Regions from separate parts of the Mus musculus genome. Here region 2 is linked to region 1. Evidence: chromatin contacts called from ENCODE Hi-C data. All regions are on one chromosome and are shown on one strand. Each heading gives the region's core, a stretch centred on a gene start or an enhancer-like site at or near the end of the contact. The rest is flanking DNA. Distances are from core to core; before and after follow the strand shown. Region 1 holds the start of Fhl3 (four and a half LIM domains 3). Region 2 holds the start of Zc3h12a (zinc finger CCCH type containing 12A).

Evidence for each region. Hi-C counts contacts between places; a loop is a spot of excess contacts on that map.
Region 2: a loop to region 1 is called in a map of T-helper 2 cell, with 6 times the contacts of the local background. The contact joins the promoter of Zc3h12a here to the promoter of Fhl3 in region 1. A Hi-C loop is called at or near these places in 3 of 37 maps with a recorded cell type or tissue (T-helper 17 cell, T-helper 2 cell and regulatory T cell).

The regions. Positions count from the first base shown.
Region 1 is chr4:124,699,300-124,704,914 of GRCm38, forward strand. Fhl3 (four and a half LIM domains 3) reads left to right here and starts at 1,400. Exons shown (of 6, transcript NM_010213.3): 1 at 1,400-1,552.
Region 2 is chr4:125,126,121-125,131,831 of GRCm38, forward strand. It overlaps Zc3h12a (zinc finger CCCH type containing 12A), which reads right to left and starts at 1,761. Exons shown (of 6, transcript NM_153159.2): 1 at 1,647-1,761; 2 at 486-962. The coding sequence starts at 928.

The DNA.
Region 1 (5,615 bases), core at 150-2,649:
TCTACTCCAACCAGGAATGATAGTGTTTCCTGCATTCCTGTACATAGAGCTCCCTAGACCTGGGAGACAAGTCCCAGAGGAAGGGCTCACCCTCAGACTGTCTGATAGTAGGTGCCTGGCAGGGAGTGGCAGGGGGTCCAAATGAAAGCAGTGTGTGACATTCATCCCTCATTTACTGCAGGTCAAACACTGGAGTAGATACTGGGAATGCAGTAGTGAAAAAAAAAAAAAAAAAAAACCGACCCAACCTCTGCCCTCGTGGCATTTGCAATTTAAGAATCAACAACATTTAAGCAATCCTTTAACTCTGAAAGAAAACCTGGCCTAGAGGCTGTCTTAGGACCTAGCAACCAGACCCCTGATACAGAAGGGAAGGCGCCACACCAGCCTTGAAGGGTCTTAATCCCCAAAATGCTAGCAAGGCTGGATGCAGCCTTGAATTAGGGGGGGCCTCTCTGGACATCTGAATCATCCCCGAGACGCAAAGGTTATTACCAGGGTTAGTTTGTTGTCTCTTGTTTTGCAAACAGCACAACAGAGCTCCCCCACCCCCACCCCGCCCTCCAGATCAAGGCTATTTATTCCTAGTGACAAGCCTGAGGATCCCAAGGGGGGTGGCCTCAAGGACCTGGATGGGCCTCGTGTCCCTGGCAGACACTAGTCCTCCCTTCCCGGAATAGGGTAGAAGCTGGAGGATCAAAAACTGCACAAGTTCCCTCCCTTCTTAACCACCCCTGCCTGCACCAACCACTCGCACTGTTCACACACCCTCTCGAGAAACCCAAAGCCAGGGAGGCCGAGGATTAGGGTCTCCCTGAGCCTCAAAGGTCAAAACTATTCCTGGGCACTATAGAAACCTCAGTGCCAGGGCACAGTTGAGGATGGGGAGGTTGTTGCCTGTGCTTTCGCCAGTCGCTTATAGAATAAAGCCCTTTGAAATTGAGGAGGATAAAGGCTCGCTCTCTTTAGCCCAAGTTTCTAGAAAAAAAAAAAAAACCTTGATCTCCGCTGGTAAGGCAGAATCAAAACCACGCCTCCAGCCGGCTGGATTAAGGCCTCCTTCCCAAGCTAAGGTTTAGTGTAACATCTGGGGATGAGCTAGAGGGAAAAGAGGAAGGGAGGTCTGGTCTCCAGATGGACTCTAGCTAGTCCTAGGAGCTCTGCACCCCTGGCCTGAGATCGCTTCCAGCCGTCCCCCGGGGTCCGAAGGGCGCAGGAGGCGGGTTAAGCTGCAGGGGGCGAGCAAGGAGTGGTCGAGGAGGTCAGAGCACCAGGTTCGACTGGGCTGGGCTCGCCGCAGGCAGGAGGGGGCGGGGTCTGGCCCTTGCGGGCGGGTTGGGGGCCCGGGGGCGGGGTCCGGGCGGGGCGGGCCCGAGCACTTCCTCGGAGGCTTAGGGCCGCGCGCCCACTCGCCCACACAGTCAGTCGCAGCCGGCTACCTCGCCGCTGCTCTCTCGGCCCCCCTCCGCCTGGCCCACAGGTAGGAGCCGCCGGGCGATCGGCTCCCGCCCCACCCACGCCGCGCGCGCCCAGCTCCCGCGCCCGCTTCGAGGTGAGAGTCCCCCGCCCCAGCTGCGCTCGGACCAGGGTCGCTCTCTGGGCCCCTCACCCCTGTCTTCTGCTGGGGCATCCCGAATTCGGGACCCCACGCGCCTGCACGGACCCCACCGCTCCGCGCCTCCCGGCCGGGCGGGGACCGCCAGAGTTGCAAGGGGTGGGGACCAAGTTTGAACTAGAAAAGCTACAGAGATCAGCAGGGTTGGAGAAACTGAGGCTCTTAGGGAGCCTGGTAGAACAGACAAGGACGCGCGCCCCAGGAGGCTACCGGGACCACTCCAACGAGGGCAGAGAATGGCCGGATGAACTTCTCGAGGCACGGCGGGGACCCGGGTTCTGGGGAGCATTTTAAGAAGCAAATGTATGGCCCCAGGGAACTCATTGCTAGCACCCTTCCCAGGGCCTTGGAGGGCCCCGAGGCTGGAGCTTGTTAGACTAGCGCTAAATCTGCCTCCCGGAGGCCTAAAGAGACTCTCAGGTCAGAGACATAGAGACGTCGAGAGAGACCAAGACTTGGATATGAACAGGGATAGAGATCCCCAGAGTGGAGGCCCTACTGGGACACAGCTCCAGAGATACAGGAACACCTTCACCCAAACACAAAGACGGGTACTGACTAAGCTCAAGGGTACTGAGAGGTACGGAGTGGAGGCTAGAGTTCGCTGAGGAGAGACACCTAGTGTGTTCACTGACAGCTGCCCCAGGCTTGAAAGGGTGGAGGCAAGGCTAGGGGGAAATTGACTCTTAGCCAGCCCATCCCCCAGGAGGCAGAGGACCTGAGGCTGTAAAGCTGAGCTGAAGAGAGAGAGAGAGCCCCATACACACACAGCCACTAAGACAGCGCCAACTTATTTTTAAACTCAAATCTTGGACGCTCTGCTTCAGCCCTAGGGGACTCTGGGGTGAATGAAATGTCCCTCTCCTGTTCTCGGAGCAGCTGCAGGATCTGCTCCCTTCGCCCTAAACTGCTTTGACTTCCAGGCCCTGTGGGGAAGAGGGGCAGTGGAGAGTTTGGGATTGGTGCCTGGTTGGGGGGGGGCTCTAATTTCTCCCCTAAGTCTCTTGTCAAGGGGGAGGGGTCTTCTCTGAGTTACAGCTGTGGGGTCTGGCCAGGGTCCTCCTGGACTTGGGATGGGCGGGGGGGGGGGGTTGCGGGAGGCGGGGAAGGGGGATATACTAAAGGGTTGAGCAGTTGGCATGGGTAATTGGAAAGACTTCTGGGTGTCTTCCAATGGCAGGCTGGCAGCCGGGGAAGACAGCCAGCTCTAGTGTATCTCCTGTTCGCCCTCCCTCCCCCCCAAAGGATGACTGCCCCTTCCACCACTACCAAAGCATTTCTAGGCAGAGTTCCCCTCTGATGGATAGGACACTTCTGCTCCAATTGCTGAACAGCCTTGGCCATGCCCCTAGCCTGCCCCTGGTATCTTGTACTGAGCTCTAAAGGGGACCTATACTCTGTCCTTCCTTTTCGTAAGCTGAGATGCAGTGGTCGTGGGGTGTGTATTTTGTAGATGACAAGGAATCTAGCAAGTATGTGCTCCTGGGAACTAACCATCTCTAAGGTCTTTAAAGTCCCCCCCACCCCACCCTGGTATCCCACTGGCTGGGCTAGAGCTTACGATGTGTACCAGTGGTTCCCTCAGACTTCACTAAGACTCCCAAGGTCACATCCCAGGTTAACTCTTGCTTCGGGCCTACCTGAGACTACCACTGTTTGGCTCCAGTAGGAGTTGAGGGGCTTGTTGTAAAAATACAAGTGACTAGCGTTTACTTACAGTGATTAGCGTTTACTACAGACTTATTACAGAAGCTGTCATGGGGATTATCACATTTTAGCTTGACAGCTGTCCTAGGAGAGGGAGGTAGTAATAGTATCTCATTTAACTGGTTGCACCTATACTCTCAGGGAATGAAAACTGTATACCCAAGGTCACAGGATTTCAAGTCAGGTGTATTTTTTGTGACTCAAGCAAGCTGTTATCCACTGGACACCATACAGAAAGATATCCTGCCACTCAGCTCTGAGAAGTTCACTCTGTGTGTGTGTGTGTGTGTGTGTGTCTTTTTTTTTTTAATATTTATTTATTATATCTTAAGTACACTGTAGCTGACTTCAGACACACCAGAAGAGGGCATCAGATTTCATTACGGGCGATTGTGAGCCACCATGTGGTTGCTGGGATTTGAACTCAGGACCTCTGGAAGAGCAGTCAGTGCTCTTAGCTGCTGAGCCATCTCTCCAGCCCTGTGTGTGTGTGTGTGTGTGTGTGTGTGTGTGTGTGTGTGTGTGTGTGTGTCTGTCTGTCTGTCTGTCTGTCTGTCTGTCTTACTTAAGTCAGGTATGGAGATAATGTGTGTTCGTGGAAATAGCAGATTGGGGTCATTTGGAAGAGCCACTGTCTTCTCTAAACCACACCCTCCTACCCCCCCACTCCTCTACCCCTTCACCTCCCCACCCCTCCAGCCCCCTCACTCCCCCACCCCCCACCTGCTCCCAGGAATACAAACTGTCTCCTAGCTCACCCTTTTAGTCCCCCAGCCTTGCCAGGCATTGTGGGGGGAAGGGGGGTTGGGAGGAGATAGGAGACAAGTGGGCCTTGGTGCCCTTCACTCTGTCCTCATTAGAGACATAGGGACTGGGAGATTCTGGGAGGAAGCAGAAGACACACCCATACCCTATTTGGGGTGCCTCATCTCATTGTGGTGACTGGCTCTGAGGGGGTGGATCCAGGGCCAGCCTGGGCCTGGGAAGGTAGCTGCTGCCGCTCCTGCTAGCCAAGCCCGGAAGGAAGGGCTCACAAGTGGACACATGGCCACAGGCCACCTGTGTTGCTGTCTGTTGTCCAGTGGCTAACAGCCCAGGCAGTCCTCAGATGCTGGGCCAGAGGAAACCAGGACCTGAATGACAGGGGAGAGAGAAGGAGGGGCTCTCTCCACCCTTCAGCATGACCGCTACCTGAGGACTCTCCACTTTGAAGACTCCCACTTTGGTCGCCTTATGTCCTGCTTTGGGTGTGAACCAGGTGTTCTCCCTCCTTGTTGAAGGGAAAGTTCAAACTCATAAGCCACAAAGAGGTGAGCCCTTCAGGTTTGGGACATCTGTTGCTGCCTGAAGTCTGAACTCTAAGGCAGACCAAGGTGTTTGGTGAGAACTTCCTGTATTTGCTGAGCGGGTATGTGTGTGTGTGTATGTGTGTGTGTAGTGTGTGTTGCCTTTCCTTCATCTTAAGCCAGGGCAGCCATGGAGAAGGGGGATGGTAGGTTCCTCTGTGCATCCCCCCCACCCCTTTTAACTTCCTCCAGCCTCCTGTGCGACAAGGACAGCATCCCCACCCTGTGGGCCCTGCGGGGATCTTCTTCACTACCCAGCCCTTTGAGAGCTTGCTTCAAAGTGGAGTAGGGTGGAGCTGGAGAACTCTGACTTTGGGGCCGGGGGAGACTGGAATTGGCCAGCACAAGAGACTGGGAACCCCATTTCACTGCCCCCCCATTCTTCTTGCTCCTGTTCCAGAGGCGGCAGTGTTGGTGACCTCATCCCACAAGCATGCTTTGTTCCTGAGAAAATGGAAAGTGTCTGAGGTTTGGTGGGGGGCTGGGAGTCTGCAGCGACAGTGCTCAGGACTCCCCTTGTCTTACTCCCCCTTAAGAAGGGACCCCACTGGGGCTCCTGGGGCTCCTGCCTTCTCAGCTTTCACTACTCTGACCTCAAACTCTGAGAAATCAGGGAAGGTGGGCAGAGGCTGCCTGTCCAGATTTAGGGGGCTTTGCAGAGCTTGCAAAGGCACCTGGCAGGAGGTGGGCAGGGGACACTGCCCTGTCCATGTGTCTCCTCTTGCCTTCTGCCTCTCCCCCCCACCCCCCAGGGCATCTCAGTTTTTTCCCTTTTTTCTCCCTCTGGCTGGCAAAAAGCTGACATCTGGCCCTCCTGCTGCCACAGCTGCAGCAGCTGTCACAGCCAAGACTGCCCGGGGTTGGTGTGACCAGAGACACAGCAGAGGTGGTAGGGATGAGGATGAGGGTCCAGCTGGGGAAGTTTGGCTGTCTCCAGCTTGCAGGGT
Region 2 (5,711 bases), core at 511-3,010, 430 kb after region 1:
TCCCAAGTGCTGGGATTAAAGGTGTGTGCCACCACGCCCGGCTCCACTGAGTACTTGTAACTCTCCACGTTCTATGAATTTTCTCCCCACAGGGGCCACCTGAGTGGAAAGTTTGACAGGAGAAGAAAAAGCCCAACTGGCTAAGTGACTGGCCCACGGGTTAATCCCTTATACTGTCCTGCCTCATGCCGTAGGCAAGGATAGACCATGGCACAAGGTACACTCCAGGCAAAGAAGGCTGGGTTTGAATCTTTGCTTCTCATTTATCAAGAAGTGTGACTCTTGGCAAGGATTTGAGCTGTTTTCCTTCTTATAGCATTGGAGAAACAGCCCTGAGGAAGTCTTTAAGGCTTAAGGGGTTCCTTCTGGCACATGGTGGGATCTCACAGACAGCTTTTGTGTTCCTTCACCAGTCCAAGAGAAAAGCCAAGCCCCCTTCCCAAAGGAAGAGCTACAGACACTATTCCACAGGTCTCCACACATACCTCATGGCCACATTGCTTCCGTCGATGACCACAGGTCTCAGGTCGCTGCCCTCTCTGTCCTCCTCTGGGAGTGAGGGTTCTAGAGTGGAAGGCTTGGGGGTGCTTCCACCCCGGGGCACCAGAGGGGGCTGGGGGCTGGGGGCCGTCAGGGCCTGGCATTCTCGTTCAGTAGCTGAGCCATGCTTCACCAATTCCCCTAGCACCGTGTTGGTGTCTGCTTGGACTCCCAGCTTCTGCAGGACACTGTGGATCTCAGAGGACGAGTACCCCAGTTTACGGAAAAAGTCCACCTTCATCTGCAGCTCGGAAGTAGGGGCCTCTTTAGCCACAGGATCCTGGTCTGGCTGAGGTCGACCCTGGCTGCTGTGTCTGTCCTCAAGACTCCACAGACTCATGGTGGGGTTGGATTCTTGGACAGGCTTCGTTCCACAAGGGTCACTCATATTTCACATTCTTGGAATGTGTCCATCACAGCTCCTATTGACCAGACCACAGGGTTAAGGGCAAGCAATGCCCAATATAGGTCTCTTTCAGACTCTCTTCCACAGAATGGGGCAACACGAACTGAGAAGACGCTATTCAAAGCCATTCTCACGTGTCAGCCCACGCTGTGCTCTCAAAGAGCTCTCAGCATTAGTTATTTTTACAAGAGGGAGACCGAGGCACAGGCAGTAAGCGTTTACTCAAGATCATCAACTCAAAGTTTGTGATACAAACATTTGAACTTGGTCTGACTCCACCCCCAAACCCCGTTCTGTTCCATGCCAACCCAAGGGACCCAAGAGGCAGGGGCGGGGCTCTCAGAAGGAAACTGGGGCTGGAAGTGCGCAGGGGACCCAGGGGCTTCCCCATTGTGGCCACCGCCTTCGTCTCCGAGTCTCATACTTCGGCTCAGGGACAGAGTTCTATTCTGGGAAGGACAAGTTTCCGGGGTGACCCACGGAGAGAAAAGTTGCTGGGCGACTCTGGTTGGCTACCGGGCCCGGTGACGCGAGGAGGTCCTGGCTAGAGCCCGGAGAACGCCGGGTGCCCCAAGACACCCCGTTCCACGCACCAGGGTGAACTCAGCGGGGTCCCAGCGATGGAGACACTGCCCGCGCGCGACCCTCCCGGAGTCAGACCCAACGCAGCGCAGCACCCGTTCCACCCGGTAGCACTCACCCCGCTGAGCGCCGGACGTCGTCTGTAAGGTGTCCATGGAGCCGAGTCTCGGGCTCTGACGGCACCTTCGTAGCCGCGACAGGCGGGCAGGTGCTTTAAGGGCAATGACGCGGAAGCCGGGCAGGGCCGCCGCCCCTTCCTGCTCCGCCTCCCTCCTGCCCCGCCCCACGGTAGGTCGGAGCCGGCTCCGCCCCGTTTCTGAACAAGTCCCGCCCCAGCATCTCTAGCCACGCCCCTGGCCACACGAAGTCTGGGCGGCTCCAGGCTTGTACCACCCGACTGCTTAACGCCGGCTCTGCAGAAGCAGGTTCCGTGCACCATGCAAAACCGGAATAGAACGGCCTCGCAGGTTCACTTCAACAACTTGACACGTCCACCGGCTTGGTCCAGGTTTCTAGTTGCACAAGTTGAGGCCACAGCCGGCAGAGATCCGGCCACTCCAGTTCAGTCACATAGGTTGTGAACTGAAGCCTGTTCAGCGATAGAGTCACACTCAGGACCAGGGACACTTTTCTTGAAGTAAATACCTTCCCAAGACAGGAGGGCTCCACCACCACAAGTTGCATAGTGGTGGAGGAAATGCCAGGAAAAGGAGGGACATTGACACCAATCGCCATGGGAGAGTCCGTGAAGAATGCTATCAAGCAGACTGCAAAAACTCATCTTGTCCCTTATCCTCAAGAGGTCAAGATCCCTCAGTCGAGCACAGCCCTGTACATTATCATCCTGGGGCTTAGATATTGGACAGATCCTTGTGCTCAGGGACCTTCTGTTTTCTTTGGCTTTTGTTGTTCTTTCTGACACAAGGTCAAGCTATGTAACCCATGCCGGCCTCAAACAGCCCAGTGGCCCCATCCATCAGGATCCTGTGTGCTGAGGTTATAGGTGTGAGTTATCATGCTTGCTCCATTTACCTCTGAGAAATGCAGGAAAAAGCTGAAGGGCCTCAGCCATGTAGATCAAGATAGGAGGTCCCAGCTGGGTGTGGTGGCGCACACCTTTAATCCCAGCACTTGGGAGGCAGAGGCAGGAGGATTTCTGAGTTCAAGGCCAGTCTGGTCTACAGAGTGAGTTCCAGGACAGCCAGGGCTACACAGAGAAACCCTGTCTTGGAAAAAAAAAATAGGAGCTCCCACTCTGTAGCACCAGGGACCACTATGAGCATTCTGGGGGACACTAGTGACTCAGGGCAGAGGGAAGGGAGCCTGGCTGTCAGTGTGCCTGCATGCATGCACGAATGCATGTGTGTGTGCTAGAGAAGAGAGAGGTGCCCAGGAGAGGGAGAAAGGGAACCCAGGACCTGCACACAGGAAGACAAAGTCTATTATGTCACCAGCATGCTTGCATATAGGGAAACTGAGGCTCAGGAAGCCAAAACACTCAAAAGTAAGAATTAATTACTGTGTGTCAATACTTCAGTCATATCTCACCTGTCTAAGCAAATGCAGTTGTCTTCTAAGGACATTGGCTGTTTTAATAAAATGGTTTTATAGTAAAAGATACCACCAACATAGCTACATACATTCAGTCTAAAAAGAGATAACAATAATTTTTATTGACTTTATTTAGTTTTTAATTACCGTATTGATGTGCATGGGAATTTTGTATGCATGCCTGGTGCCCCAGGAGGCCACAAGGGGCTTAGGACCCCTGGAACTGGAGTTACAGATGGTTGTGAGCTTCAACATGGGTGTCGGAAATCAAACCAGGATCCTCTGGAAGAGTGGCCAGTGATCTTAAACACTGAGTTCTCTCTTCAGCTCCCAACAATAATTTTTAAAGCTGCATCTCTGTTATCTTTTGCAGGTTTGTTTGTTTGTTTGTTTGTTTGTTTGTTTGTTTGTTTTTCGAGACAGGGTTTCTCTGTATAGCCCTGGCTGTCCTGGAACTCACTCTGTAGACCAGGCTGGCCTCAAACTCAGAAATCCACCTGCCTCTGCCTCCCAAGTTCTGGGATTAAAGGCGTGAGCCACCACTGCCTGGCTTTCACGTAATTTTGTATACCACGTACATGCTTGGAGCCCTGGGAGGTCAGATTCCCCCCAGAACTGGAGAATGGATTGTTGTGAGCTGCCATGTGGGAACTGAACCTGGGTTCTCTGTAGGAGCAACAAGTGTTCTAAGTGGCAATTTTTCCAGCCCTGTTTTGGTTTTAGAGACTGGGTCTTATGGATTCCAACCTAGCTTTGACTCACTATGTAGCAGAGGTTATCCTTGAATTTTAACCCCCCCACACACCTTCTGCATACTGTGGTGACAAGAATGTGCCACCCTGCCTGGCTTTCCAGGTATCTATTGTCTAACTTGAAAACTAGGTGCCAGCCGGGCATCGTGGTGCATGCCTTTAAACCCAGCACTTGGGAGGCAGAGGCAGGCAGATTTCTGAGTTCCAGGACAGCCTGGTCTACAGAGTGAGTTCCAGGACAGCCAGGGCTACACAGAGAAACTCTGTCTCGAAACAAAACAAAACAAAACAAAACAAAACAAAACAAAACAAAACAAAACAAAACAGAAAACAAGGTGCCTTTGAGGACTTTTGGGCGTCCCTATCACACCGCCTTCCCTGGTCTGGAGGAAGTTCTGTCTTGAATCTGTGCCAGCCATTCCCTCACATTGTCCCCTTGTGTTAACACTGCATTGTTTAGAGTTTTAGGTAACTAGAGTCCTATAAAGACATGGTCTCAGCCGGGTGTGGTGGTGCACGCCTTTAATCCCAGCACTTGGGAGGCAGAGGCAGGTGGATTTCTGAGTTCCAGGCCAGCCTGGTCTACAGAGTGAGTTCCAGGAGAGCTAGGGCTACACAGAAAAACCCTGTCTCGAAAAACAAAACAAAACAAAACAAAAAAAGACATGGTCTCCCTTTTCATACAGGCTTATGATGATAAAAGTCCGTGTCTGTTGCCTGCATACTATACTTTATTCTGAGACTCACAGAGATCCACCTGCCTCTGCTTCCCAAGTGCTGTGATAAAAGGCGTGGAACACACACACACACAGCAGCTTCCTTTCTTTTCTTATTTGCATAGTAATCCATCAACAGTGTCTTGCTAGCCCGGCGGTGGTGGCACACACCTTTAATCCCAGCACTAGGGAGGCAGCGGTAGGCGGATTTCTGAGTTCGAGGCCAGCCTGGTCTACAAAAGTGAGCTCCAGGACAGCCAGGGCTACACAGAGAAACCCTGTCTCGAAAAAAACAAAACAAAACAAAACAACAAAAAAACAAAAAACAAAAAACAAAAAAACAAACCAGTGTCTTGCTATGTAGATAAGATTTGATTCTAGCTTGTGATCCTCCTGTCTGTGTCCTGAGTCTTGGGATTACTGACCCACACCACCATGGCTTGCCCTCATATAGAGTTGAGAGTGTCACTAGAAGGATGAGAAGGGTAAAGTTAAGACCTGGAGTCGGTGGGGCTGGAAATTCTGCAGCCTTCCTTACTGCATCCATCTCCCTTGGATACCTGGTTGTGGAAGCTATGGGAGGCTGCAGGGAGGAAGAAGTACACGTGGCTGGTTGGTCTTGAGACTGGTGTCACCAAGACACATAGACATGTGATTGATTGGTGTCTGGCACTGGACGGTGGGAACAGAGAAGGAACCCAATGTGTCCTTGTTGAGTGCTAGCTCGTGACCGGTGCTAAACACGTGGCAAGCTCACGGTCAGTCCTGCTGAACTCAGTGTACTGTACCATCATCTCCTGCATCCCCTCTTGCATCTGGGCTCAGTGTTAGTGAGCATCATTCTCTATGGTAACCACCTTTCAGATGGTGGAAATATTAAGTGACACATCTGGGTTAAGAGCCACTGACCTGCCTGGGTCCTCTTCTGGTGAGGGGACTAGACAGGGATTCCACCAGTGTTCCCAGGCTCTGTGCTGTCCAGCACTTAACAGAGGCAGCTGGCAGGGCTAGCGATGAGTCATGCAGCAACCCGTAAGCCACAGTCTCCCTCTCTTCCGGTTTGTGATGATGATTCCTTCCTGAGACACCCTCTTCTGCAGAAAGCCCTGGCCATTCCTGAGAAACCATGCTCCGTTTACAACTGGGTTTTGCAAGCTCTGGCCC